Linked DNA regions of Homo sapiens: region 1 is linked to region 2. A link is an interaction called in ENCODE POLR2A ChIA-PET data of the cell type or tissue named here. Cell type or tissue: GM12878. All regions are shown on one strand. Links, peaks and the distances in the headings refer to the core of each region. The heading gives the core; the rest is flanking DNA.

Region 1 (15,238 bases), core at 4,221-12,220, 97 kb after region 2:
AACCTGGGGGACAAGAGCGAGATTTAGTCTCAAAAAAAAAAAAAAAAAAAGGTGGGTGGGGGTTTCTTCAACTTCGTTGTCCACAGGGCTCAGGTCAAGTTCAACATTGTCAGAATGCAGGGATGTCTCTCCATGGTTTCTGAGGCTGAGGAGGTACCCAGGTAAGCACACTCTGGGTTCTCTGGTGAGCACACACCGAGCTGCCTGCATCTCCCCTACCCATGAAGGCAGCTAGCCGCCGGGCCAGTGGTGGGAAGGGGAGGCGGCCATTAGCGCCGTTCCCGCCGGGACTTGAAGCGCCCGGCCGCGGCAAGCCCCGCCCTCGGCGCGCCCCCGCGTCCGCGCGCGCTCCTCGGGTCTGCGCGGAGCCGGCGTCGGCGCGCGCTTGGGCGCCTGGCGAAGACCGAGAGAGGCTGGCGGGATCTCAGCGGCGCGGCCGCGGAACCTGAGGCGGTCTGGGGCGGCGGCGCTCCGGCTCTGAAGGGCTCCAGCCAAACGGAGCCCGCGGCCAAACGGTGCCTGCGGTGCCTGAGCTGAGTGAGGCCGAGGCCGGGAGGCCGTGCCCGGAGGTGAGCGTCCCGGGGCCGCGCCGCGTCCGGCGGGGTGAGGGCGGGGCGGGGCGGTCGCCTGCCGGCTGGGGCCGAGGGGTCGCGGCCTGTGGCTTGGCCGCCGCGGATCGTCGGTGTCGGGGGGAGTCTCGCTCCGGAGGGCCGCGTGTTTGCGACTCGGGAAGGGGCGCCGGCGGCGGAGCCCGAGCCAGGGTCCCGCCCAGCCCAGGTGAGCGGCGACCCCGAGCCCCTGACTCGCCTGCGGCTTGACTTGCGAGCTAGCTGAAGGCACAGCTCCTGGTTCTCTCGCAGGGCGTTCCGAAACTTACAGTTATGCGCAACACAATGTTTCTATTTTCAAAGGCGAACGCTGCACGATCGCAGTCCAGTGATACAAAGTATGCCTATTAGTGACTTCACCCGACTCCCACCACTCACTTTCTCTGATGTTTTGAAGGCCTGGTGTTCGCTGATTTCACGTTTCCTTAATTTCTTCTTTGTGCCTTTTTTTTTTCCTTTTCGCTGCCAGTAATAAAAGAGTTTATTACTTGTCAGCAATGATGAATGTTCGTGTGGCATCCAGCGTTGAGTTCCTATGTACGTAATTTGAGATAAGTAAAGATAGGAAACTGCTGATTTGTTTTGATGCGAATGCAGAAAATAATGTGGTAGTATGAAGTCTGGCCGGTTGCAGTTTGTTTTTAGGGGGGAAACTTTAAAAGTTCATGTTGTGTCTTCTTTCTAAATATGCTGAAAGTCGGATTTATTTAAAAGGCAATTAAATTCAGTGAATACAGAGTATCTTTTTATAACACTAATGTTAGTGCTAGGCACTGGCGGAGTCCAAAAATGTGTAAAAAATGTGTGCAGGAGGGAGTGGTTAAGCACACTAATGATATGAGGCTGACTGCAGTCCAGTGTTAATGGAAGCTCACACTTACTGAGCAGTTGTTTTCAGCTGGGCACTGTGGAGGGTACTTTACTTGCATTTTAATTTAATAATGTATAATAATTAGCATACACTTGATTTAATTTTTTTCATTCAAAAAAATTTTAGTACCTACTGTGTACTGAATGCTAAGGATACAATAGTGACAATTACAGACTCTGCCTTTAGACTCTACAGTGTCATTGGGCAAAACAGATATTAAGCAAATAATCAGGGCCCGGAGCGATGGCTCACGCCTGTAATCCCAGCACTTTGAAAGGCTGAGGTGGGCAGATCACCTGAGGTCAGCAGTTCTAGACCAGCCTGGCTAACATGGTGAAACCCCGTCTCTCTCTACTAAAAATACAGAAATTAGCTGGGCGTGATGGGGGGCGTCTGTAATCCCAGCTACTCAGAAAAACTGAGGCAGGAGAATAGCTTGAGCCGGCGAGAGGTAGAGGTTGCAGTGAGCCAAGATGGTGCCACTGCACTCCAGCCTGGGTGACAGAGCGGGACTCCATCTCAAAAAGTAAAATAAAATAAATAATCACACAAATAAATGCCAATAAGCAAAGACAGAGGCTAAAATAAAGAATGTAAGTTGTTTGTGAGAGAAGGTAACAGGGGGACTTATCCAAGCTGGGAAAGTTTTCCTAGGAAAGTAATCTTTGAGCTTAGATATTAGGGATAAATAGGAATTAGGGGAAGATGACTCCCAAAGGAGAGAAGAAAGGCTCAGGCAAAGGAAATAGATGGCGCGGAGGCTAGGGAAGATGGTCATTTCAGGAACTTCAGCAGTTGTTGTGTGGAAAGCAAAAGGGTGCTGTGATAAAGTAGGTTAGGGCCAAAGAGATGATGCAGGGCTTTTTTTTTTTTTTTTTTTTTTGTTACAGAGTCTCGCTCTGTCACCCAGGCTGGAGTGCAGCGGCACGATCTTGGCTCACTGCAATCTCTTCCGGATTCAAGCGATTCTCCTGCCTCAGCCTCCCGAGTAGCTGGGACTATAATGCGCGCCACCATGCCCGGCTAATTTTTGTATTTTTAGTAGAGATGGAGTTTCACTGTGTTGGTCAGACTGGTCTCAAAATCCTGACCTCTGGTGATCCACCCACCTCGGCCTCCCAGAGTGCTGGGATTACAGACGTGAGCCACCGTGCCCGGCTGATGCAGGGCCTTTTAAGCAATGTTAAGGATTTGGGACCAGCTTTTTCTGTTTCTTTTTCTTTTTTAAACTTTTATAGAAAACTTTTCAAACCACTCAAATGTAGGGAGAGAACAGTACAATGAACTCTCCCGTAATATTACCCAAATGACTTGGATGTTATTTTAACAGTAATAGGAAGTCGTTTAAAGGTTTACCTCCGTCAGAAAAAAAAAAAGTTTAAAGCAAGGTAAGTCTTACTACAAACAACTTTTTTTTTTTTTTGAGACGGAGTCTCGCACAGGCAGGAGTGCTGTGGTGCAATCTCCGCTCACTGCAACCTCTGCCTCCCGGGTTCAAACGATTCTCCTGCCTCAGCCTCCCGAGTAGCTGGGATTACAGGCATGCGCCACCATGCCTGGCTAGTTTTTTGTATTTTTGGTAGAGACGGGGTTTCACTGTGTTGGCCAGGCTGGTCTCGAACTCCAGACCTTCTGATCTGCCCACTTCAGCCTCCCAAAGTGCTGGAATTACAGGCGTGAGCCACCGTGCCTGGCCAACTTTTTATTTCAAAAAGTCGTCCTGACTGCTGTGTAGAAACTGGATTGGATGGGGACAAGAATGGAAATGAGGAGACCACCTAGAGTTGATGGTGGTTGGGACTAGAATTGTGGCAATGAAGGCATTGAAAATTTAAGAGTACCTAACTGATCTCTTCTCATGTTAATAATTTTATATTCACACCTATTGGAGGAATCATGGAAGGTTTTCTAAAGGAGATTGTATGTATGTATGTTTTTATTTATTTGAGATAGAGTTTTGTTCTTGCCACCCAGGTTGGAGTGCAATGACCCAATCTTGGCTCATGGCAACTTCTGCCTCCTGGGTTCAAGCAATTCTCCTGCCTCAGCCTCCCAAGTAGTTGGGATTACAGGTATGCACCACCACACCCAGCTAATTTTGTATTTTTAGTAGAGAGAGACAGGGTTTCACCATGTCGGTCAGGCTGGTCTCGAACTCCTGACCTCAGGTAATCTGCCCGTCTTGGCCTCCCAAAGTGCTGGGATTACAGGCTTAAACCACCGTGCCCAGCTAAAGGAGATTATATTTAAAATGAGCTTTGCATTTCCGTCCAGACCAGAACCCAAGATGGCTGCACTCTTGCTGAGACATGTTGGAGTGGTCATTGCCTCCGAGCGCACTTTAGCCCTCAGCTTTGTATCAGAAATGCTGTTCCTTTGGGAATCATGGCCAAAGAAGAGATGGAATGGTTCTGGAATAAGAACACAGGTTCAAACCGTCCCGTATCTCCCCACGTCACTATCTAGAGTTGGTGTCTTCCTATGTCGATGTCCATCTGCCACCATGGCTCTGGTATTGCTTTGAGCACAGGGGTCTCTTTTTGGCATGTCAGCCCTGTTACTCCCAGGAAAGTTTAAGTCTTACTTGGAACTCATTGGTCCCTGTGTCTGGGGCCAGCACTGATGGACACAACTAAGTTTGCACTCGTCTTCCCTCTCATGTATCATACCTGGAATGGGATCCAACACTTGATGTGGGACCTAGGAAAAGGCCTGAAGATTCCCCAGCTATACCAGTCTGGAGTGGTTGTCCTGGTTCTTACTGTGTTATTTGTAGGGCTGGCAGCTGTGTGAAGAACTGAGGTGACCAGCATCATCTTCCTACACATTATTGTATTCACCCATCTTTCAGTTTGTCAGTCTTATCTCCACCCTGGGAAAAGTTCTCCTTATTTGTTTAGATTCTTTTGCGCTTTCAGATCCCCTTGGAACAGTACAGTACCTTGTAGACCGTAATGGTGGAAAAGGGTCTAGTTTTCCCCTTGTTTCTAAAGATGGGGTGGCTGCAAAAACTCCCCTTTTTTTGCCCACAGCTTGCCTAATCTGGGCCTAGAAGCAGTTATTCTCTCTCCATATTGGGCTTTGATTTGTGCTGAAGGTCAGCTTTTGGCTCCTCCTTCCTGGGATATTGGAAACAATGCCAGCTCTGTGGCTTCTGCCCTGGGGACTGGGGGTGAGGCTTTGGGCACCACTGCCTGTGAGTTGCTGGCTTAAAGGACAGTTCTGTTCATTGGTGAGAGCCAGGCCATTAACACCTACGCAGTGTTACTGAAAGAAGAGAGGTGGGAGTGGAGCAGAATTAGTCTGTCCCAGCTAGAGAGAGCTAAAGAGGACTAGTTAGTTCTTGGAGCAGCTGCTTTGAGGAGAAAATATATAGCTTTTGACCCAAGAGGAAGATCCAGAAAATTATTGAATATATTAAAGTTTTTTTTCTTGCATTTCTAGAAAAGCCTCTTAATTTTTTGCTTTCTCATCCAAGTCATGTACCACTTTTTTCTGAAACTGAATTAAAATACTTATTAAAAAAAAGGGGGGAGGGCCCTTTGTGACATAAGATAACATTTCAGTATGGAGCCCTGGAATGAGAATGTCCTGGAATGGGAATGTCTTGGTCAGCCCTGGAATGACTCAATAAGTAACCTTGCCAGTCTCTGCCTAAGTGTCACCTTTCCCATAGGATTTTCTCATTTAAATTACTGTTGTCACTACCACTTTGGTCCTTGGAGTATATAAGTAGCCCATTAAAAATTTCTAGGAAAGGACAAAAATATATTTTCTTCATTACTATGATTACAGCTAAAATAAGCTGAAACTTTCCAAAAGATTTCATTTTCTATCACTTAGTATATAGTAAACCAGAATTCACAAAATATACAAATGAACTGTCTTTTAAGTATTTGGTTCTGATGCTATCATAGTTGGTTGCTTTTGGAGGCTTGGGGGCCTAATCACATTCCATAGAAGATCTAAGTAAAAGGAACCCAACATGGAAATGTGATCCATTGGTTTCTTTTCCCTCGTGTTTAATACCTGGAATGGCCTTATCCTTAAAAAGAAACGTAAGCTTCTATATAAAGGTAGCATGTCTGATTGTATAATACCTTGATACAAATCCATAATCTAAAAAAAAGTGGCCAGTTTTTTGTTTGTTTTTGCATTTTTTCTCCTCAAATTCCTTTTGACCATGAAATATATGTTTTAAAAAATAAAATTGTAATGTGCAATTTTTAATTTAATTTTTAATTATGCATTTAATTCTTTTTTTTTCTTCTCTTTTTTTTTTTTTGAGACAGGGTCTCACTCTGTCACCCAGGCTGAACTGGAGTACAGTGGCATGATCTCAGCTCACTGCAACCTCTGCCTCCCAGGTTCAAGCAATTCTCGTGCCTCAGCCTCCCGAGTAGCTGGGGATTATAGGTGTGTGTTCCCACGTCCGGCTAGTTTTTGTATTTTTAGTAGGCACAGGGTTTTGCCAGGTTGGCCAGCCTGGTCTCAAACTCCTGGCCTCAAGTGATTTGCCCCCTTGGGCCTCCCAAAGTGTGGGGATTACAGGCATGAGCCACTGTGTCCAGCCACATTTAATTCTTTTGTTTATTTATTTATTTATTTATTTTTAGACAGAGTTTCACTTCGACATCCAGGCTGGAGTGCAGTAGTGCAATCTCAGTTCACTGCAACCTTTGCTTCCGGGTTCAAGCGATTCTCCCGCCTCAGCCTCCTGAGTAGCTTGGGACTACAGGCGTGTGCCATCATGCCTGGCTAATTTTTGTTTTTTGTTGTTTTTTTTTTTTACTCACTCTGTCACCAGGCTGGAGTGCAGTGGCGTGATCTCGGCTCACTGCAATGTCCGCCTCCTGGGTTCAAGCGATTCCCCTGCCTCAGCCTGCTGAGTAGCTGGGACTATAGGCGCACGCCACTATACCTGGCTATTTTTTTTTGTATTTTAATAGAGACGGGGTTTCACCATGTTGGCCAGGATGGTCTCCATCTCCTGACCTCGTGATCCACCCGCCTCAGCCTCCTAAAGAGCTGAGATTACGGGCATGAGCCACCATGCCTGGCCAATTTTTGTATTTTTAGTAGAGATGGAGTTTCACCATATTGGCCAGGCTGGTCTTGAACTTCTGACCTCAAGTGGTCCACCTGCCTCAGCCTCCCAAAGTGCTGGGATTCAGGCATGAGCCACCGCACCCAGCCCTATTTAATTCTTAAGATGTAGTTTTTATATTCAGATTCTTATACACTTATTTTAAATTTTTGTTTATAGATTTTAAAAAAGAAATCAGACAGTCTCCCAAGTCAGAAGAGTCTCAGACTCCCAATTTATTAATTTTTTTTTTTTTTTTTTTTGAGACAGGGTCTCACTCTTACCCAGGCTGAAATTCAGTGGCACAATTATAGTTCACTGCAGCCTTAAACTCCTGGACTCAAGCAACTCTCCTGCCTCAGCATCCTGACTAGCCAGGACTACAGACGTTTGCCATGATGCCTGGCTAATGTTCTTATTTGTAGTAGTGACAGGGTCTCACTGTGTTGCCTAGGCTGATCTTGAACTCCTAGCATCAAGAGATTCCCACCACCTGAGCCTCCTAAAGTGCTGAGATTACAGGGGTGCACCACTGTGCCTGGCCTAACGTAAGCATTTTAAAATACCACATTCTTAGTAGTCCAAATCTATTTTGACTGGCCTTTCCTGTTAGTGGACATGTTCCATAAAACTCAGTCTTCTCTGTCTCCTGATTGATTTCATCACTGCACTTTTTGGGATAGTATTTGAGAAGATGTTCGGTAAACTGTGATATGCTATATCAATGTAAGATGATGGTGATAGTTGGAAGTAGACCGAAGAAAAATGAAGGCAGTTCTTTTCATCTGTTCATTCTTGTGCCAACTTTATGCTGATAACTTGGATATTTGTCAGATGGCTTTTTTTATTCTCTGCAGTATAGTACATGACTTAGGTTCATTCATGTCATATGACTGTGATACATTTGTAGCAGCTCACTCAATTGATATAAATAAATTTTAGTTGGTTCATTTGCATGTTACTAAATTTATGATAGAAAATGACTGCGGTAATGGTGACTTTGTGGTGTCTCCATGTTAAAATTAATTTTTACATCATAATTCTATGCCATGCTTACAATTAGTAATTCAGTTTGTTTTTTCCTTATTAGTCCATAAAATTGTGCTACTAGAAACTGTCATACTGATACTGACACTTTTGTCATTAGTTTTAAATCAGTGGCTTGCACACATTGGTGGGTGGTTCAATAAGTATATAAAACATTTTTTTTTAAGTTTTTGTTTTTTTGAGATGGAGTTTTGCTCTTGTTGCCCAGGCTGGAGTGCAATGGCGGGGGCTCAGCTCCCTGCAACCTCCTCCTCCCAGCTTCAAGTGATTCTCCTGCCTCAGCCTCCCAAGTAGCTGAGATTACAGGTGCCCACCACCATGCACGGCTAATTTTTGTGTTTTTAATAGAGACAGGGTTTCATCATGTTGGCCAGGCTGGTCTAGAACTCCTGGCCTGAGGTGATCCGCCCGCCTCAGCCTCCCAGAGTGCTGGGATTACAGGCGTGAGCAACTGTGCCGGGCTTTTAAAAAGTTTAATTCGTGAAATCAAAAGTAAAATTTCATAATCATGTCAAAATTAGGACTTTTTAGATTAAGTCTGAAGATGTTTCTTTTTCTTTTTCTTTTTTTTTTTTTTTTGAGACAGAGTCTCACTCTTGTTGCCCAGGCTAGAGTGCAGTGGCGTGATCTCGGCTCACTGCAACCTCCACCTCCCAATTCAAGTGATTCTCCTGCCTCAGCCTCCCAAGTAGCTGGGATTACAGGCATGCGCCACCATGCCTGGCTAATTTTTGTGTTTTTAGTAGAGACAGGGTTTCACCATGTTAGCCAGGCTGGTCTCAAACTCCTGATCTCAGGCGATCTGCCCACCTCGGCCTCCCAAAGTGCTGGGATTACAGGCGTGAGCTTGAAGATGTTTCTTACCAATCTCTATAACAGATTATGGTGGGGGATGAGGAAAGAAAAAGGAGTATAACACTGTTGTATTCTTAGTATCTTCAGTCCTCAGAACAACCTGAGGGGGATAATTATGTCCATGCTATAAGTTAGGCAGCTGGGACTCAGAGAAGCTAAATAACATATACAAGGTCACCTAGCTCAAAAGTGATGTAGCCAGTATTCCAGTAAAACTCAGTTTGAATTTGAGGTCTATTCTATCTTCATTCTCTTTTGCTGTCATAAAACAAGTAAAAGCAATTTGTCAGTACCTTATAACTGTAAAATGATGGAAAAAAGTATTTGTAATTTCCTAGAGAACAATAACCTATTACTGGAAACTCAGTGAAATCCTTTAAGTAAGACTTCTCTTGTAGCTTTTTTTTTTTTTTTTTGAGACAGAATCTCTGTCACCCAGACTAGAGCACATTGGCGTGATCTCCCCTCACTGCAACCTCCATCTCCCTGGTTCAAGTGATTCTCCTGCCTCAGCCTCCCAAGTAGCTGGGACTACAGGCGTGTGCTACCAAGCCTGGCTATTTTTTTTTCTTTTTTTTTTTTTTTTTGTATTTTTAGTAGAGACGGAGTTTCACCATGTTGGCCAGGCTGGTCTTGAACTCCTAACCTCAGGTGATCCGCCTGCCTTGGCCTCCCAAAGTGCCGGGATTACAGGCATGAGCCACCACACCCAACCCTCTTGTAGCTTTTAGAAGAAATTTATTTGCCAGGCATGGTGGCTCACGCTTGTAATCCCAGCACTGTGGGAGGCCGAGGTGGGCGGATCATGAGGTCAGGAGATGGAGACCATCCTGGCTAACACATCGAAACCCTGTCTCTACTAAAAATACAAAACATTAGCCGGGCGTGGTGGCACATGCCTGTAGTCCCCAGCTACTCGGGAGGCTGAGGCAGCAGAATCACTTGAACCCAGGAGGTAGAGGTTGCACTCCAGCCTGGGCAACAGAGCAAGACTTCATCTCAAAAATAAATAAATAAATAATAAAAATAAAAATAAGTTTATTTATAGCCGGGCGTGGTTGCCCATGCCTATAATTCTAGCACTTTGGGAGGCCAAGGCAGGAGGATCACCTGAGGTCAGTAGTTTGAGACCAGCCTGGCCAATGTGGTGAAACGCTGTCTCTACTAAAAATACAAAAATTAGCCAGGCATGGTGGCACATGCCAGTAATCCCAGCTACTTGGGAGGCTGAGGCAGAAGAATCACTTCAACCTAGGAGGCGGAGGTTGCAGTAAGCTGAGACCTCACCACTGCACTCTAGCCTGGGCAACAGAGCAAGACTCTGTCTCAAAAAAAAAAAAATTATTTGTATAAATGTGTGGGGTACAAGTATAATTTTGTTACATGGATATATTGTACAGTAGTAAAGTCAGAGCTTTTAATGTATCCATCACTGGAATAATTTCTCATCATCCCCCCACCCCCACCCCCACCCCCACCCCAAGGATCGCTACTCTTTGCTTTGCACTTGCTGCACACTGTGAAGGATACAGGAAATGTGTAAGTCATGGTACTTATCCTCAGCGATGTCAGATCTGGTAAAGAGAGTGAAAAGAAACAGTAATAAGCAATATCACACAATATGATTTAAATGCCAAAAATCTAAATGCTTAGGAGGAGACTATTACTAAGGGTCTAATATTTCATCTTTATGGTGGAAATGGATCTTGAGCTGGGACTTAAAGGATAGTTAGGATTTGAATGCCTAGGACGATGATTACAATGTGAACAAAGTAGTAGAATGAACATGTTATGCTTTTGAGATAATGAAGACCAGATCTAAACTATGGAAATATTTTATTTTATTTTTATTTTATTATTATTATTACTGTTTTTGAGACGGATTCTCGCTCTGTTGTCCACGCTGGAGTGCAGTGGCATGATCTTGGCTCACTGCGACCTCCGACTCCTGGGTTCCAGCAATTCTCCCACCTCAGCCTCTTGGTAGCTGGGATTACAGGCGCCCTCCACCATGCCTGGCTAATTTTTTGTATTTTTAGTAGAGATGGGGTTTCACCATGTTGGCTGGGTTGGTCTCGAACTCCTGACCTCAAGTGATCCGCCCACCTCGGTCTTCCAGTGTGCTCGGATTACAGGCATGAGCCTCTGCGCCTGGCCTATTTTATTTTATTTTTTGAGATGAAGTTTTGCTCTTACGCCCAGGCTGGAGTGAAGTGGCACGATCTTGGCTCACTGCAACCTCCACCCGCCGGGTTCAAGCGATTCTCCTGCCTCAGACTCCCGAGTAGTTGGGATTACAGGTATGCGCCACCACACCCATGCGTGGTTCGCCGTGTTGGCCAGGCTGGTCTCGAACTCCTGACCTCAGGTGATCCACCCACATTGGCCTCCCAAAGTGCTAGGATTACAGGCATGAGCCACCATGCCTGGCCTATTCATTATTTTTTAGTTGACAATAATTTTATATATTTATGGGATACATTGTGGTGTTTCAGTACTTATGTACATTATGGAATGGTCAAATCAGGCTAATTACCATGCCCCTCAGCTCAAATACTTAACATTTCTTTGTTGTGAGAACATTTAAAACCCATTCCTTCTGCTATTTTGAAGCATACAGTATTATTAACTGTAGGAGATTATTTTGAATTAGTTGAAAATAATGTTGGAGAACTGCCAAGTGAAAAACAAACAGCCCCACCAGATTATAATGTCCAAAAGAGCTGGGATCTTTATCTATTTTGTTCAATATGTATCCCAAGCACCTAGAATCATTCATGTCTGATATATAGTAGGTGCTGAATAAGTATACACTTTAGTTATTTTTAACAACTTTCCATCATTATAATTGATATACAGTAAGATGGATATATATATATATATATATATATATATATATATATATATATATATATATAGTTTTGTTTCATTTTGAGACAGTTTTGCTCTTGTCACCCAGGCTGAAGTGCAGTGGTGCGAGCTTGGCTCACCAGAACCTCTGCCTCCAAGGTTCAAGCGATTCTCCTGCCTCAGCCTCTGGAGTACTTGGGATTACAGGCACCTGCCACCATGCCCAGCTAATTTTTGTGTTTTTAGTAGAGACGGGGTTTCACCATGTTGACCAAGCTGGTCTCGAACTCCTGGCCTGAAGTGATCCCCCTGCCTGGGCCTCCCAGAGAGCTGGGATTACAGGCATGAGTCACTGTACCATTTTATTTCTTAAAAAAGAAACAAATGAGTCAAGCTGATCTGAATGGTCAGGGTGGGTGTTTATATTTTTCTCTTTCCTTTGTGTATGTTTGAAATATGTAGACATTTTTAAAGTGAAGCAATTAATTTTAGGAATACTACGTTTGAAGGAAGAAATCTTATGAGAAAACGTTAATGGGCATAGAGTTATGATTTCCTGAAGTTTTTTTCCTTTTTTTTTTTTTTTTTGAGACAGAGTCTCACTCTGTCACCCAGGCTGGAGTGCAGTGGTATGATCTCGGCTCACTGCAACTTCTGCCTCCTGTGTTCAAGCAATTCTCCTGCTTCAGCCTCTCAAGTAGCTGGGACTACAAGCGCTCGCCATCACACCCGCCTAATTTTTGTATTTTTAGTAGAGATGGGGTTTGACCATGTTGGCCAGGCTGGTCTCAAACTCCTGACCTCAGGTGATCCACCTGCCTTGGCCGCCCAAAGTGCTGGGATTACAGGCGTGAGCCATCACACCCGGCTGCTGGGTTTTGTTTTTTAAGACGGTCTCCCTCTGTTGCCCAAGCTGGAATGTAGTAGAATGATCACAGGTCGCTGCAGCCTCAACTTCCTGGGCTCAAGCGATCATCCCATCTCAGCCTCCGGAGTAGCTGGGACTACAGGCATATGCCACCGTGCCGGGCTAATTTATTTTTTATTTTTATTTATTTATTTTTTTGAGACAGAGTCTTTCCCTGTCGCCCAGGCTGGAGTGCAATGGCGCGATGTCAGCTCACCACAATCTCCACCTCCCGGGTTCAAGCAGTTCTTCTGCCTCAGCCTCCTGAGTAGCTGGGATTACAGGTGCGTGCTACCACGCCTGGCTAATTTTTTGTGTCTTTAGTAGAGACGGGTTTCACCATGTTGGCCAGGCTAGTCTTGAACTCCTGACCTTGTGATCTACCTGCCTTGGCCTCCCAAAGTGTTGGTATTACAGGTGTGAGCTACCACACACAGCCAAATTTTTGTATTTTTTGTAGAGATGGGGTCTGGCTATGTTGCCCAGCCTGGTTTGGCACTTCTGGCCTCAAACAGTCCTCCCACTTTGACATCCCAAAGTGCTGAGATTACAGGTGTGAGCCACCATGCCTGGCCTGTTTATTTAATTTTAAAATTGTGAAAAAGTCATTGATTTTTTTTTCAAGCCATGAATCAACCAAATGTCATATGAAGCTCTTAGTTGTTTTTTTTTTTTTTAACAAAGTAATCTTTATTGTGGTCATAATACATCTTTTCATAGTCATTAGTTTAAATGTGGATACACATTGCTTTTCACAGCTTCAAATTTATGATTTGGAGAGTAAGAGGCAAGTTATATTTCATAAGGATTCAAATCTTTGAAATTACTGCTACTCTTAGATTATTAAGAGTAATTTTCTGATAGAGCAAAAGTACTGCCTTTTAAAAAAACAAATGAAATTGCGGTATAGCACTCTAGGTGTATATATTTTTAGGGTAGAGTTTTTCATCCCAAATTTTATTATGAAACTTTTCAAGTGTGTATAAAAATGGAGAGAACAGTAAACTCTCATATCTACTCATTACCCATCTTGATGATTATCAAGTTGTGGCCATTTTGATTTTAATTATATTCCATCCACTCCCCAATCCACTTGATTGTTTGAAGCAAGTTCCAGTTATAGTATTCATCAGTCAATATTTCAGTATGTATCTAAAGCAGTGACTTAAAAAACTTATAGCTACAGTCCCATCGTCACACCCTAAAAATTAATCATCGCTCCAAAATAACATCAGATATCCCGTCACTATTCAGATGTTACGGATTCTTTCATAACTTTTTTTTACGGTTGATTTGTTTAAATCAAAATCGAAATATGGTCCATACATTGTAATACATTGATATATTTCTGAAATATTTAAAGAATCTACTGTCATCACATTTTTCTCCCTCATAATATATGTGTTGAAGAAAATGGATCATTTTTCCTAAAGAATTTCCCACATTCTGGACTTTGTTGATTGCATTCTTGTGATATCATCTGATTATGCTCCTTTGTGCCCTGTATTTCCTGTAATCTGGTAGTTAGATCTAGAGGCTTGAATGGATTCAGATTCACATTTTTGGCAAGAATAGATGATGGTACAAGCTTTTACACTGAGGCATGTTTTTTTGTCTGGTTGTCTCTGTTTGTGATGTTAGCAGCCATTGATATCATTGCCTAGATTCATTATTGCATTAGCAGTTGCAAATTGGAGACATTATAATTTTTTTTTCTTTTTGTTTTAAGACTGAGTTTCACTCTTGTTGCCCAGGCTGGAGTGCAATGGCGTGGTCTCAGCCCACTGCAACCTCCGCCTCCCGGGTACAAGTGATTCTCCTGCCTCAGCCTCCCGAGTAGCTGGGACTACCCATTAAGTAACTGGTCCTTCCCCATTCATCTCAATCCCTAGTAACCTCTGTCCTACTTTCTGTCTTTATCAATCACCTATTCTAGATATTTTATATATTTGGAATCATAAAGTGTTTGTCCTTTTGTATCTGACTTTTTTATTCATGTAGCATCATGTTTTCAGCATTCATCCATGTTATAGTATGTATCAGAATTTCACTCCTTTTATGGCTGAATAATATTCCATTGCTTATATACACCTCATTTTGTTTATCCATACATCTGTTGATGGATACTTGGGTTGTTTCCACCTTTTGGCTATTGTGAATATTGCTGTAGCCACCAAAATGTTTTCCTCAGCAGCTGCAGTATTTCACATTCCCACCAGTAGCGTACCAGGGTTTCAATTTCGTTACAACCTTGCCAACGCTTGTTTTCTGCTTTTTGTTTTCTTTTTAATAGCCATCCTAGTGGGTGTGAAGTAGTATCTCATTATGGTTTTGATTTGTGTTTCCTAGGAACTATTGATTTTGAGCATCTTTTCACGTGCTTATTGGCCATTTTTATTTCTTCTTTGGAAAAATGTCTATTCACACAAGTCCTTTGCCCATTTTTGCATATCTTTTTTTTTTTTTTTTTAAGAGACAGATTCTTGCTCTGTTGCCCAGGCTGGAGTGTGGTGACATGATCATGGCTCACTGCAGCCTCAAATTCCCTGGCTCAAGTGATCTCCTGCCTCTCAGCCTCCCAAGTAGCTGGGAATACAGGAGTGTGCCACTGTGCCCAGCTTGCCTACCTTTTTTTTTTTTTTTTTTTTGAAACAGAGTCTAGCTTTGTCGCCAGACTGGAGTGCAGTGGTGCAATTTCGGCTCACTGCAACCTCCACCTCCCGGGTTCAGGCCATTCTCCTGCCTCAGCCTCCTGAGTAGCTGGGATTACAGGCATGCACCGCCACGCCCAGCTAATTTTTGTATTTTTAGTAGAGACGGGGTTTCACCTTGCTGTCCAGAATGGTCTCGATCTCCTGACCTTGTGATTCGCCCACCTCGGCCTCCCAAAGTGCTGGGATTACAGGCGTGAGCCATCGCACCCGGCTGCTTGCCTACCATTTTTAAGTTGCCATTTTCTTGATTCAGCATTCCCTTGGTTGCTGTAACCCTTCTTTGACTATTTTCTAGAGTTC
Region 2 (15,238 bases), core at 2,965-10,964:
GGGATTACAGGCACCCGCCACCATGCCCAGCTAATTTTTTGTATTTTTAGTAGAGGCAAGGTTTCACCATGTTGGCCAGGCTGGTCTCAAACTCCTGACCTCAGGTGATACACACGCCTCGGCCTCCCAAAGTGCTGGGATTACTGGCATGAGCCACTGCGCCCAGCCGACAAATCTTAAAAGCAAGATTCCAAAGAATCAAACTGTTTTCAAGTTGATTAACTGTGTCTCAAAAGGAAAAAAAAAAACACACAACAAAACCACTTCAAGAATATCTACTTACAGTAACATAGCTAGCACTCAACAAGGTAAAAGTTACATCTGGCATCCAATAAATACTGCAAAGCATGCAATGAAACAGGAAAACACAATCCGTAATGAGAAAAATCAATAAAATAAAACTAACCCAGAAATACAATATTAGAATTGCCAAAGGCATTAAAGTAGGCATTATAACTATATTCCAGATATTGAAAAGTTCTATATGTATATGTATAGATGAAAACAAAAACATGAGGCAAAAACATAATGAATAGGATTAATAGCAGATTAGACATTTCAAAAGAAAAGATTAGTGAACTAAAACTCACAGCAACAGAAACTAACCAAAATGAAACACAGAAAAGATAATTTAAAGCAAAATTAACAAAGTTTCGGCAAACTATGGGACAACATCAAGAAACTTAACATATGTGTAATTAGAGTCCCAAAAGGAAAGAGGAGACAGGAGGTGGGGACGACAGAAAAAATAATGAAGAAATAGTGGCCAAAAATTTTACAAGTTTGATGAAAAACACACCCAAGAAGCTCAATTCAAGAATGAGAAAAGGGGAGAAAACTCCACCAAGATATATCATTAAATTGCACAAAACCAGTCAAGAAGGAAAAAAAAACCTAAATGTACCCAGAAAAAAGATACATTACATACAAAGAAACAAAAATAGAAATAAAAGCATAATTCATTACTGAAGCAATACAAATGAGAAGAAGAAAGACCAACATCTTTAAAGCACGGAAAGAAAAAGAAAAAAGTGTCGACTTCAAATTTTATACCCAGAGAAAATACCCTTCAAAAACAAAGGCTAAGTTCTCAAAAAGTTAAACATAAAACTACCATCCTGCCTAGCAGTTTCACTCCTTATCTCTACCCAAGAGCGATAAAAAATATATGTTCTACACAAACATTTGCATTGAACGTTCACAGTAATATTCATAATAGCCCAAACTGGAAACAACCTAAATGTCCGTCCAGTGTGTTGTATAGCCATACAATAAGAATACTGTTCAGCAATAAAAAAGAACAAAATACTGACCCATATTATATCATGGATGTTCCTCAAAACCATTATACTTAGCAAAAAAAAGCCAGACACAAGAAACCACATAGTATATGATTTTAATAATACAAAATGTCTAGAAAAGGCCAATCTATACAGAGATTAGATTAGTGGTTGGCTGTGGGCAGGAAAAGGAATTTACTGTAAATGGGCATGCTGGAATTTTTTTTTTTTTTTTTTTTTTTTTTTGAGACAGTGTCTCACTCTCTCACCCAGGCTAGAGTGCAGTGGCACAATCAAAACACACTGCAGCCTCGACCTCCTGGGCTCAAGCAATCCTCCCACCTCAACCTCCCGAGTAGCTGAGACCACAGGCATGCACCACTACACCCAGCTAATTTTTGTAGTTTTTGTAGAGACTGGGTTTCACTATGTTGGCCAGGCTGGTCTCAAATTCCTGGGCTCAAGCGATCTGCCTGCCTCAGCCTCTCAAAGTGCTGGAATTACAAGCAAGAGTAACTGCACCCCACCTCATGCTGGATCTTATTAGGGGTAGAAAGATGTTCTAAAATTGATTTATATCAATAGTTGTACCACTTTGTTGAGGTACTCTAAAAATTACTAAACTATACACTTAAAATGAGCAAATTTTATGACATATAAATATACCTCAATAAAGCTGTTTTGGCCAGACACAGGAGGGTGAGGCGGGCATATCACTTGAGCCCAGGAGCTTGAGACTAGCCTGGGCAACATGGTGAAACCTTATCACTACTAAAAATTCAAAAAGTGGCTGGGCGCTTTGGCTCATGCCTGTAATCCCAGCACTTTGGGAGGCCGAGGCAGGCGGATCACAAGGTCAGGAGTTCGAGACCAGCCTGACCAATATGGTGAAACCCTGTCTCTGAGACCACAGGCATGCACCACTACACCCAGCTTATTTTTGTAGTTTTTGTAGAGACTGGGTTTCACTATGTTGGCCAGGCTGGTCTCAAATTCCTGGGCTCAAGCGATCTGCCTGCCTCAGCCTCTCAAAGTGCTGGAATTACAAGCAAGAGTAACTGCACCCCACCTCATGCTGGATCTTATTAGGGGTAGAAAGATGTTCTAAAATTGATTTATATCAATAGTTGTACCACTTTGTTGAGGTACTCTAAAAATTACTAAACTATACACTTAAAATGAGCAAATTTTATGACATATAAATATACCTCAATAAAGCTGTTTTGGCCAGACACAGGAGGGTGAGGCGGGCATATCACTTGAGCCCAGGAGCTTGAGACTAGCCTGGGCAACATGGTGAAACCTTATCACTACTAAAAATTCAAAAAGTGGCTGGGCGCTTTGGCTCATGCCTGTAATCCCAGCACTTTGGGAGGCCGAGGCAGGCGGATCACAAGGTCAGGAGTTCGAGACCAGCCTGACCAATATGGTGAAACCCTGTCTCTGAGACCACAGGCATGCACCACTACACCCAGCTTATTTTTGTAGTTTTTGTAGAGACTGGGTTTCACTATGTTGGCCAGGCTGGTCTCAAATTCCTGGGCTCAAGCGATCTGCCTGCCTCAGCCTCTCAAAGTGCTGGAATTACAAGCAAGAGTAACTGCACCCCACCTCATGCTGGATCTTATTAGGGGTAGAAAGATGTTCTAAAATTGATTTATATCAATAGTTGTACCACTTTGTTGAGGTACTCTAAAAATTACTAAACTATACACTTAAAATGAGCAAATTTTATGACATATAAATATACCTCAATAAAGCTGTTTTGGCCAGACACAGGAGGGTGAGGCGGGCATATCACTTGAGCCCAGGAGCTTGAGACTAGCCTGGGCAACATGGTGAAACCTTATCACTACTAAAAATTCAAAAAGTGGCTGGGCGCTTTGGCTCATGCCTGTAATCCCAGCACTTTGGGAGGCCGAGGCAGGCGGATCACAAGGTCAGGAGTTCGAGACCAGCCTGACCAATATGGTGAAACCCTGTCTCTACTAAAAATGAAAAAATTAGCCAGGCGTGGTTGGTACACACCTGTAGCTCCAGCTACTTGGGAGGCTGAGGCAGGAGAGTGGCTTGAACCTGGGAGGCGGAGGTTGCCATGAGCAGAGATTGCGCCACTGCACTCCAGCCTGGGCGACAGAGTAAGACTCCATCTCAAAAAAAAAAGTCAGGTGGGTACAGTGGCACACACACCTGTGGCCCCAGCTATTTGGGAGGCTAAGGTGGGAGGATCAGTCGAGGCTGCAGGGAGCCATGATCACACCACTGCACTACAGCCTTGGTGAAGGGAATGAGACGCTGTCTCAAAAACAAAGCTGTTTTTGCTTTTGTTTTAAAAAAAAAAAAATGTGCTTTCAGCCAGGTGTGGTAGCTCATGCCTGTAATCCCAGCACTTTGGGAGACCGATGTGGGCGGATCACAAGGTCAGGAGTTCAAGATCAGCCTGGCTAATATGGTAAAACCCCATCTCTACTAAAAAAAAAAAAATACAAAAATTAGCCAGGCGTGGTGGCACGCAGCTGTAGCCCCAGCTACTCGGGAGGCTGAGGCAGGAGAATCGCTTGAACCCAGGAGGCGGAGGTTGCAGTGAGCCGAGATCGCACCACTGCACTCTGACCTGGGCAACAGAGTGAGACTTCATCCCAAAAAAAAAAAAAAAAAGTGTTTTCAGATATGGAAAAGCCAAAAGAACTTGTCACTTGCAGGCCCACACTGTAAGAAACGTATACATAAAGAAACTGATACTAACTGGAAATATGAACATCTACAAAAGGATAGAGAGCACCAGAAATGGTAAGTATAAAAAATATTTAAGATATTTTTATTTACATTTCTTCAAAAGTTTTTAAAGTTTTAAAAATAAAATGTACAAGGCCAGGCACAATGGCTCACACCTATAATCCCCACACTTTGGTAGGCCAAGGCAGGCGGATCACTTGCAGTCAGGAGCTCGAGACCGTGTCTCTACTAAAAACACAAAAATTAGCCAGGCATGGTGGCGTGCACCTGCAATTCCAGCTACGCAGGAGGCTCAGGCAGGAGAACTGCTTGAACCCGGGAGGCAGAGGTTGCAGTGAGCCGAGACTGCGCCACTACACTCCAGCCTGGGTGACAGAGTGAGACTCTGTCTCAAAAAATAAAAAATGTATGACAATAGCACAAACCTCAGGAGAAGAAAAATGCAAGTATACTATTTCAAGGTTCCCATATTATATGTGAAATGGCCTATCATCAATTGAAGGTAGATGGTTACAAGTTAAAGACATATACCATAAACCCTAAAGTTACTATGAAAATAATAAACAGTAATGGCTAATAAGCCAGCAATGGAAACAAACTGGAATCATAAAAAATATTCAACTAATCCAAATGAAGGTGGAACAATAGGAAAAGGGAAAACAAGAAACAGGCTAAGAGAAAATCATCTAGATGATAAATTTAAACCTAACCATATCAATAATCACACTAAATGTATAAGTGTCCATTTTGAAGGAAATGGTATTTTCATTGTCTTGACTGTAGTTATGGCTTCACAAGTATATATGTATGTTAAAACCTTCCAAGTTTTACTCTTTATCAATGTCAATATTGTGTACATACATATAGTATATATATTATACCTCAATAAAGCTCTTTTTAAAACTCAATAGCAAAATTGAGACTCTAAAAAAAAACTTTCAAAGTTTCAAAGTGTTTTTTAAAAAGGCAAAAAAGAAACAGAAAAAGAAAACAGCAGACACAAATAGAAAATGGAAATGAAATGATCCCCAATTCAAATATATCAATAATTACATTAAACATTGACTAAACAGTCAAATTAAAATTAAGAGACAATGCAATTAAGAAAATAAGACCCAACTTTATATAGTCTATGAACAACACAGGTTGAAAGCAAGTTAATGGCAAAAAATATACCACACAAACAGCATGAAGTCTAGAATAGGTGAATTATTATCTGATAAAAATAAATTTCAAAATTAAGTGTATTACAAGATAAACATGGACATTTCATAATATAAGAAAGCAACATCAACATAAAGATGCAATAAATGTGTATGAAACTAATATAAAATTTCAAAATATGTGAGACAAAAACTAGCAGAATTAAAGGGACAAAGAATTCATTATAGCTGGACATTTTAACATATTTGTCTCTGCAATCAATAGAATTAGACCTAAACATCTGTAAGAAAACAAAAGAGGCCAGACACAGTGGCTCACGCCTGTAATCCCAGCACTGCCTGTCGAGGCAGGCAGATCACTTGAAGTCAGGAGTTCAAGACCAGCCTAGCTAACATGGTGAAACCCCATCTCTACAAAAATACAAAAATTAGCTGGGCATGGTGGTGCATGCCTGTAATCCCAGCTACTCAGGAGGCTGAGGCAGAAGAATCACTTGAACCTTGGAGGCGGAGGTTGCAGTAAGCCAGACAGAGCCACTGCACTCCAGCCTGGGCGACAGAGTGAGACTCCGTCTCAAAAAAATAAAACCCCACAAAAGAGTCTGCTTAACACTATTAATGCCTTGTCTTATTTTATATTTATAGAACACTATACCATAAATGGCAGAATGCAAATTCACAGGATACACTGGGACATAAAGGAGAATGCAATAAATTTAAAAATGACTTTAATACAAAAAAAATTAGCTGGGTGTGGTGGCATGCCTCTGTAGTCCCAGCTACTCAGGAGGCTGAGGCAGGAGAATGGCCTGAACCCGAGAGGCGGAGCTTGCAGTGAGCTGAGATCGCGCCACTGCTGGAGTGGGCAACAGAGCAAGACTCCGTCTCAAAAAAAAAAAAAAAAAAAATGACTTTAAGAGTTATGATCTCTAGATCACAATAAAACTAAATTAGAAGTAAATAACAATAAAATAATCAGGAAAAATAACCACAGCTATTTGTAAATTAAATACACATCTAAATTAAATACACAATGACTGTGTCAAAGAAAAAATGACAAGAGGAATTGGAAATTATTTTGAACTGAATGACAGTGAATACATGTCAAAAACTGTGGGATGTAGCTAAAGCATTGCTTAGAGGGAAATTTACAGGTGTCAATGCCTATATTAGAAAAAAAGAAAAGTTTCAATCAATTTCTAAGCTTCCATCTTAATCTGAAAAAGGGAGTTAAATTAAAAACAAACAGAAAAGACTTGGGAGACCTGAAATACATACTGCTATATAAAAGAAGCCAATCTGAAAAAACTACATACTGTTTGAGTCCAACTATATGACATTCTGGAAAAGGCAAAATTATGGAGATAGTAAAAAGATCAGTGGTTGCTGGGGAGATAGGGAGGGCTCTGCAGGGCAGAAGAGAAGGGGGGATGAATGAATAGACGATTTGGGGGAAGTGAAAATATTCTGTATGATACTGTAAGAGCAGATACGTGTCATTACACATTTGTTGAAACCCTAAAACTGCCTGCTATGAATGGAATGTTTCTATTCCCCTAAAATTCACACATTGAAACCTAATCACCAATGTAATGTTGTTAAGAGGTATTAAGAGTTAAGAGCTAAGGTGTTAAGAGTGTTAAGAGGTGGAACCTTTGGGAGGTAATTAGGACACAAGGGCAAAACCCTCATAAAGAGGATTCCTGCCTTCATAAAAGAGACCTGAAAAAGCTAGCTGGTCTTTTCTACCATTTAAGGACACAAGAGAAGTCATCAGAACCAGAAAGCAGGTCCTCACCAGACACTAAATCTGCTGGCACCCTGATCTTGGACATCCCAGCCTCCAGAAATATGACAAATAATGTTCTGCTATTTCTAAGCTACCCAGTTTTATAGAGATTTTTTGTTTTCTGAGACAGGGCCTCACTCTCTCACCTAGGCTGTAGTTCGGTGGCACGATTGTGGCTCACTGCAGCCTTGACCTCCCCAGGCTCAAGTGATCCTCTCACGTCAGCCTCCCAAGTAGCTAGGACGAGAGGCACACCACACCCAACTAATTTTTGTACTTTTAGTAGAGACACGGTTTTGCCACATTGCCCAGGCTGGTCTCAAACTGCTGAGCTCAAGAGATCCACTGTCCTTGGCCTCCCAAAGTGCTGGGACTACAAGTGTGAGCCACTGTGCCCAGTCATGAATAGTCTATTTTTAAGACCATTTGTTAGGGCAGTTTTAGGTTAACAGCCAAATTGAGAAGGAAATACAGAGACTTTCATACGTCCCCCGCCTGCCCCTTCATATGTATACCCATGCCCCAACAGAGTGGTGCACTTATTTCAACTGATGAACCTACAATGACACATCACAATCTACAAAGTCCACAGTTTACATTAAGGTTCACGCTTGATGATATACATTCTATGGGTTTGGACAAACATATCATGATGTGGATCCACTCTTACAGTATAACACAGACTATTTTCACTGCCCTAAAAAATCTTTTATACTCTGCCTACAAATCCCCCTCAGTCTACTAATTTTTAAAAATATAAGAAAAAAGGTAGTATAAAATTGGAAACAAAAATAATAGTAGAAAATCTATGAAAACAGAAGTTGCCTCTTTGGGGGAGAAAGGACCAATAAAATTGATAATCCTCTAGCCGGAGTAATCAAGAAAAAAAAAAAGAGAAAACACAGGTTATCACCATCGGAAATGAAAAGAATACTACCGCAGACTATTTAGGCATTAAGGAGATAACAGAATAGTAGGAAAAAATGTATGTAAATTTCTTGACTTAGGTGAAATGAACAAATTCCTTTAAAGATAAACTACCAAACTAACAAAACTGACCTAAGAATAAATAGAAAACTTGAACAGCCCTGTATCAACTGAAGAAATTTAACTTGTAATCAAAAACCTTTCCATAAACAAAACTCCAGGCCCAGGTATTTTCACTGGTGAATTCTCTCAAACACTTAAGAAATGAATAACATCAAACTTACACAAACACTTTCAGAAAATAGAGAAAGAGGGAATGCCATCTCATCTTTTTTTTTTTAAGAGACAGGGTCTCACTATGTTGCCCAGGCTGCTCTTGCACTCCTAGACTCAAGAGATCCTGCTGCCTCAGCCTCTCAAAGTGTTGAGATTACAGGCATGCACCATCACACCCAGTGTATATCTCATCTAATACACATCAAAATTACCTGATTCCAAAACCAGATGCAGATATTTTAAGAGTAATTACAGATCAAAATCTCATTAATACAGATAATAAAACTTTTTATATTAGCAAGTGGAATCCAATAATTTTTTAAGAAAGACAATATATTATGAGCAAGTGAGGTTTATTCTAAGAATGCAAAGTTAGTTTACTATCTAAAATTCAGGCCAGGCGCAGTGGCTCACACTTGTAATCCCAGCACTTCGGGAGGCCGAGGCAGGTGGATCACCTGAGGTCAGGCGTTCAAGACAAGCCTGACCAACATGGTGAAACCCTGTCTCTACTAAAAACACAAAAATTAGCCAGGCACGGTGGCAGACACCTGTAATGCCAGGTACTCGGGAGGCTGAGGCAAGAGAATCACTTGAACCCAGGAGGTGGAGGTTGCAGTGAGCCGAGATCACGCCATTGCACTCCAGCATGGGCGACAGAGCGAGACTCCATCTCCAAAAAAAAAAAAAAATCTAAAATTCAATCAAAATAATGCTCTACCTTAATAGAATACAGGAGAAAAGCCATATGATCAATTCAAAAGAGACAGAAAAAAAAATATGTTACAAAGTTCAGTACTCTATCCCAGTAAAATAAACTCTCACAGCAAACTAGGAATATAGTGGAAATCCCTCAATGTAATAAAGGGCACCTATGAAAAACTTAGTTAAAATCACATTCAATGGTTAAAGTCTCAATGTTTTACAGCCAATGAAGGAAACAGGCAGTGATTTCCATTATCACCATTACTATTTAACTGAATTCTAGCCAAAGAAATAAGAAAAAGAAATAAAAGACATAGATTGGAAAGGAAGAAGTAGAAGTACCTTTATTTGCAGATAAGGTATATGTATAAAACCGTAAGGAAACCACAAAATAGCTAATAGAACTAACAAATGAATTTAGCAAGGTTGTGGATACAAAGTCTATAAACTCAGTTGTATTTTTATAAACCAGCAGTAAGCAATTAGAAAATAAATTTTCTTTCAAAACTCCATTCACATTAAATGAACAATAAAGTATTTAGGGATGCATTAAACAAAAGATGCCTAAGATCCTTATGCTAAAACCATAAGACACAGGAAAAGGAAATTAAAGAATACCTAAATAAATGAACAGAATTACCATGTTCATAGACTGAAAGACGAATAAGGATGCAATTCTTCCCAAATAGATCGAAGGATTAATTGCAATCCCAAATAAATCCCAACAGTCTTTTCTAAAGAAACTGACAAGAGGCTTTAGAAATGTAAATGGAAAGATAATAGATGACTACAACAATTCTGAAAAAGAACAAATTTGGAGGACTTATACTAAAATGAACATTAATCAAGACAGTGGTATAAGGATAGACCTGTAGATCAATGGAATCAACTAACAAATCTAGAAATAGACACACATTTATATGGTCAATTTTTGTCAAAGACGTGCCAAGAAATTTAACAAAGTAAACTCTTCAATATATGGTTCTGGAACAAATGAGTATCTGTATAAAAAAATAGGCTGGGCATGGTGGCTCATGCCTGTAATACCAGCACTTTGGGAGGCCGAAGCAGGAGAATCACCTGAGGTCAGAAGTTCGAGACCAGCCTGGCCAACATGGTGAAACATACCTCTACTAATAATACAAAAATTCGCCAGGCATGGTAGCACACACCTGTAATCCCAGCTACTCAGGAGGCTGAGGCACAAGAATCACTTGAACCTGGGAGGTGGAGGCTACAGTGAGCTGAGATCGCGCGACTGCACTCCAGCCTGGGCAACAGAGTGACACTCCGTCTCAAAGAAAAAAAAAGAATACCTGTATTAAAAAAATAAACTTCAGTCCATACCTTAAACTATCTACAAAAATTAACTTAAACCCTCACCTCTTACTGATACACAAACATTAACGTAAAATGAATCATTGACTTAAATATTAAGAGCTAACACTGGCTGGGAACAGTGGCTCATGCCTGTAAGCCCAACACTTTGGGAGGCCGAGGTGGGTGGATCACCTGAGGTCAGGAGTTCTAGACCAGCCTGGCCAATATGGTGAAACCCCACCTCTACTAAAAATACAAAAATTAGCCAGGCGTGGTGGCAGGCACCTGTAATCCCAGCTACTCGGGGGGCCAAGGCAGGAGAATCGCTTGAACCTGGCAGGCGGCGGTTGCAGTGAGCCAAGATCGTGCCATTGCACTCCAGCCTGGGGCACAAGATCGAGACTTCGTCTCAAAAAAAAAAAAAAAAGCTAACGCTATTAATATTTTCAAAGAAAACATCCAAGAAAATTATTGCCACACTTATTTAGGCAACTTTTCTCAAGCAGAACACAAAAGGCACAGATACATTTTTTAAATCTATATGGTGGCTTTATCAAAATTCAAATCCTGACTCTTCAAAAGTCCTAACTAAGCAAACAAAGATACAAGCCAGAACACTGGAAAAAAATTTCAAAACAAAGACTGGGCCAGGGGTATTGTCTCATGCCTGTAATCCCAGCACTTTGGGAGGCCACGGCAGGCAGATCACTTGAGGTCAAGAGTTCGAGACCAGTCTGGCCAACATGGCAAAACCCTGTCTCTACTAAAAATACAAAATTAGCCGGGCATGGTGGTGCACACCTGTAATCCCAGCTACTCGAGAGGCTGAGCCAGGAGAATCGCTTCAATGCGGGGTGCGGAGGTTGCAGTGAGCTGAGATCGCACCACTGCACTCCAACAGGGCAACAGAGCAAGACTCTGTCTCAAAAAAAAAAAAAAAACACAAGGACTACAACACAACAAGACACACAATCTAATTTCTAGTTTTAAAAAATGGCGCAAAAGATTTACAGACATTTCACAAATGAAAATATATAAACAGGCAATAAACACAAAGATGCTCAATATTATTGGATTAATATTAAAGCTTAATATTATTTGTATTACTATTAATGCAAATTAAATCCATTACTGTACACCCACTAGGATGGCTAAAGTTAAAGACAGTTAACACCACCAATTGTTGGCAAGGATGAGGAACAACTCAAATTATCATACGTTATAGGAAAATAAAAATGGTAAAACCACTTTGGAAAACAGTACAGTGTTACCTTAGAAACTTAAACACACATTTACCATAGGCTCCAGAAATTCCTCTCTCAGGGATTTACCCAACAGAAAAGAAAACATGTCCACACAAAAACTTGTAGAGACGCTTTGAGAGGCCAAGATGGAGGGCTCGCTTGAGACTAGGTGTCAGAAACCAACCAGGGAAACATAGCGAGACTCCGTCTCTACAACAAATACAAAAATTAGCCAGGTGGGGTACTGCATGCCTGTAGTTCTAGCTACTCAGGAGGCTGAGGCAGTAGGATCACTTGGGCCTAGAAGTTTGAGGTTACAGTGAGCTATGATCACACCATTGCACTCCAGCCTAGGTAAGAGAATGAGATCCAGTCTCTTAAAAATGCTTTGGACCGGCCGGGCATGGTGGCTCATGCCTGTAATTCCAGCACTTTGGGAGCCTGAGGCGGGTGGATCACAATGTCAGGAGTTCGTGACCAGCCTGGCCAATATGGTGAAACCCAGTCTCTACTAAAAATACAAAAAAAATAGCCAGGCGTGGTGGCACATGCCTGTAATCCCACCTACTTGGGAGGCTGAGGCAGGAGAACTGCTTGAACCCGGGAGGCAGAGGTTGCAGTGAGCCAAGATCCCGCCACTGCACTCCAGCCTGGGCAACAGAGTGAGACTCCATCTCAAAAAAAAAAAAAAAAAGCTTCAGACCAGAATTATTTTAAACTTGGGATATTTTTCAGATTTTGGAATATTTGCATTATATTTACCAGTGGAGCTTCCTGAATCCCAAAATCCAAAACTGAAAAAGCTTTGATGAGCATTTCCTTTGAGTGTCATGTGAAAATTCAAACAGTTTCAAATGTTGGAACATTTCAGATTTCAGATTTTTGGATTTGGGATGCTCAACCTGTAGCAGGTTGAGCATTATCATAATAGCTAAAAATAGAAGCAAAACAAATCTCCCATCAGATGGTAGATTGAAAAATAAATAGTAGTATACACACACACATATACATTAAGGAATACTCCTGGGGAGTGAAAAAGAATAAAATATTAGCATACATGACATCGAGGCCAGACACAGTAGCTCACATCTATAATCCCAGCACTTTGGGAGGCGGAGGCAGGCAGATCACTTGAGGCCAGGAGTTCAAGACCAGCCTGGCCAATATGGCGAAACCCCATCTCTACTAAAAATACAAAATTAGCCAGGCATGGCAGCACATGCCTGTAATCCCAGCTACTTGGGAGGCTGAGGCATAAGAATCACTTGAACCCAGGAAGTGGAGGTTGCAGTGAGCCGCGATTACGCCACTGCACTCCAGCCTGGGTGACAGGGTGAGACTCTGACTCTAAAAAAAAAAACCAAAAAATTATGCTAAATTAGGATGAGAAAACTTTTTCTGTAAAAGGTCAGATAGGCTGGACACAGTGGCTCACGCCTGTAATCTCGGCACTTTGGGAGGCTGACTGGGGAGGATGGTTTGAGGCCAGGAGTTGAAAACCAGCCTAGGCAAGAGAGCAAGAACTCGTCTCTAAAATAAATTAAAAAAAAAAAAAATTAAAAGCCCACATAGTAAATGTTTTAAACTTTGCAACGCATTCGGTCTCTCTATCACAGCTGCTGAACTCTACTATTGTAGCACATAAGAAACCACATGCAATGCTTAAGGAATGAACATGGTTGTATTCCAATATAACTTCATTTACAAAAACACACAGAGGCCTGGATTTGGCTCACAGGCTGTGGTGTGCTGACCCCTGTACTAAGAGAAAGAAGTAGTCCTCACAGACACAGATTGTTTTAAATTTCTTTGTAAGCCTCATAGCACTTAGCTAAGGGCTAAGGCTAACTACCAAGTCAATGCGTAAAAAAGAAATCAAGATAATCAGATAAAGAAAAATTACCTGTGGATCTGATCTTGTCTGCTAGAGCGAACTGGAGCTAATCCATCTATTTCATCAAAAAATATTATAGAAGGTCTCATCAAATATGCCTAGTAAGAAGAAAACAAATAATATTTATTGTATTTGTTTTCATTTTTAAAATTTATTATATTTTCTTAATAGGTAATAAAAGCAAATGGTACAACATGCAGCAGGTATGAAGGAGTATATAGCAACGAGGAAATCTTACCACCCAGTTTCCAACAACCATGTCTCCTCCAGTAAGCAACTACTGTTTTCAGTTTGTTTATTCTTCCATACATACTTATACACAAACCAAAGTGTATTTTTTTTTTTTTTTTTTTTGAGACGGAGTCTCGCTCTGTCACCCAGGCTGAAGTGCAGTGGCACGATCTCGGCTCACTACAAGCTCCGTCTCCCAGATTCACACCATTCTCCTGCCTCAGCCTCCTGAGTAGCTGGGACTACAGGCGCACACCACCACGCCCGGCTAATTTTGTTGTATTTTTTAGTAGAGACAGGGTTTCACCACGTTAGTCAGGATGGTCTCGATCTCCTGACCTCGTGATCTGCCCGCCTCGACCTCCCAAAGTGCTGGGATTACAGGTGTGAGCCACCACACCCGGCCACCAAAGAGTATTTTTTAAACACGCATGATAGCACACCACACACATTCTTTTTATTTATTTGTTTTAGGTTTTATTTATTTATTTATTTATTTTTTGAGACAGAGTCTTGCTCTGTCACCCAGGCTGGAGTACAGTGGTGCAATCTTGGTTCACTGCAACCTCCGCCTCCCGGGTTCAACTGATTCTCCTGCCTCAGCCTCCCGAGTAGCTGGGATTACAGGCATGTGCCACCATACCTGGCTAATTTTTGTATTTTTAGTAGAGATGGGGTTTCATCATGTTGGCCAGGCTGTTCTCACACTCCTCACCTCAGGTAATCCACCCACCTCGGCCTCCCAAAGTGCTGGGATTACAGGCGTGAGCCACCGCACTCAGCCTACACATTCTTTTTATATAACAATGTATGTTGTTAAGTAATTTCCGTATACTTAAGACCTGTCTCATTCTTTTTTTTTTTTTTTTTCTTCAGACAGGGTCTTACTCTGTCACTCAGGCTTGAGTGCAGTGGCATGATCACAGCTCACTACAACCTCAAATGCAAACAATCCTCTTGCTTCAGCCTCCAGAGTACCTGGGACTACAGGCAGGGACCAACACGCCCAGCTAATTTTTAAGTATTTGGAGAGATGAGTTCTCACTATGTTGCCCGGGATGGTCTCAAACTCTTGGGCTCAAGTGACCCTTCCACCTCGGCCTGCCAATGTGCTGGGATTACAGGTCTGAGATACTGTGTCCAGCCTGCCTCATTCGTTTTCAACAGCTATATGATGTCCCACCGTATGGATGTGCCACAGTTAAACCTGTCCCCTTCTTATGGATACTTAGGCTGTTTTCAATATTTTCCTATTGGCAACAATATTGTAACAAATAATAGTAAATAAATAACTGTATTTATCATTTCATATGAGTATAAACATATTAATATAATAAATCCTAAAAGTAGAACTACTAGCTCAAAAGGCATGTGTCATTTCTAATCTAGTTAGATATTTGCAAATTGCCATCCACTGAAGTATCATTTTACCCTCTAACCAGCAATATTTAAGGGTGCTCACCAGCAATGTATTATCAAACTTATTGACCTTTGCTAATTTTTTAGGATAAAGAATGTTATCTCATTTTATTTTCAATTCTTATTTATAAGATGGATACATTATATATCCATAAAAGTCATTTATATTGCTTTTCCTATGCTGCCCATTACTTCACAAGATCACTAGTCTTTTGCTTAGTGAGTTCTAGAAGCTACTTATTTATTTATTTATT

The links. Peaks named below come from ENCODE experiments on the same cell type or tissue, not always from the same donor. Only the 100,000 strongest peaks of a DNase experiment are listed, where the experiment ranks them.
Region 1: POLR2A ChIA-PET joins it to region 2 with 5 read pairs; 3 of 35 experiments call an interaction of 5 or more read pairs at or near these places.

Annotation. Positions count from the first base shown.
Region 1 is chr2:23,940,080-23,955,317 of GRCh38, forward strand. It overlaps UBXN2A (UBX domain protein 2A), which reads left to right and starts at 384. Exons shown (of 7, transcript NM_181713.4): 1 at 384-569. It also overlaps the pseudogene SDHCP3. RefSeq lists silencers at 194-389, 251-350, 411-890 and an enhancer at 1,021-1,130. In GM12878, for the core only: no CTCF peak of the experiment used is centred there; no DNase peak of the experiment used is centred there.
Region 2 is chr2:23,844,072-23,859,309 of GRCh38, forward strand. It overlaps ATAD2B (ATPase family AAA domain containing 2B), which reads right to left. Exons shown (of 28, transcript NM_017552.4): 13 at 13,344-13,432. Among named protein-coding and RNA genes, the nearest start is that of ATAD2B, 75 kb to the right of the region's middle. RefSeq lists an enhancer at 6,927-6,976. In GM12878, for the core only: no CTCF peak of the experiment used is centred there; a DNase peak (open chromatin) is centred at 6,720; H3K27ac peaks cover 2,379 bases.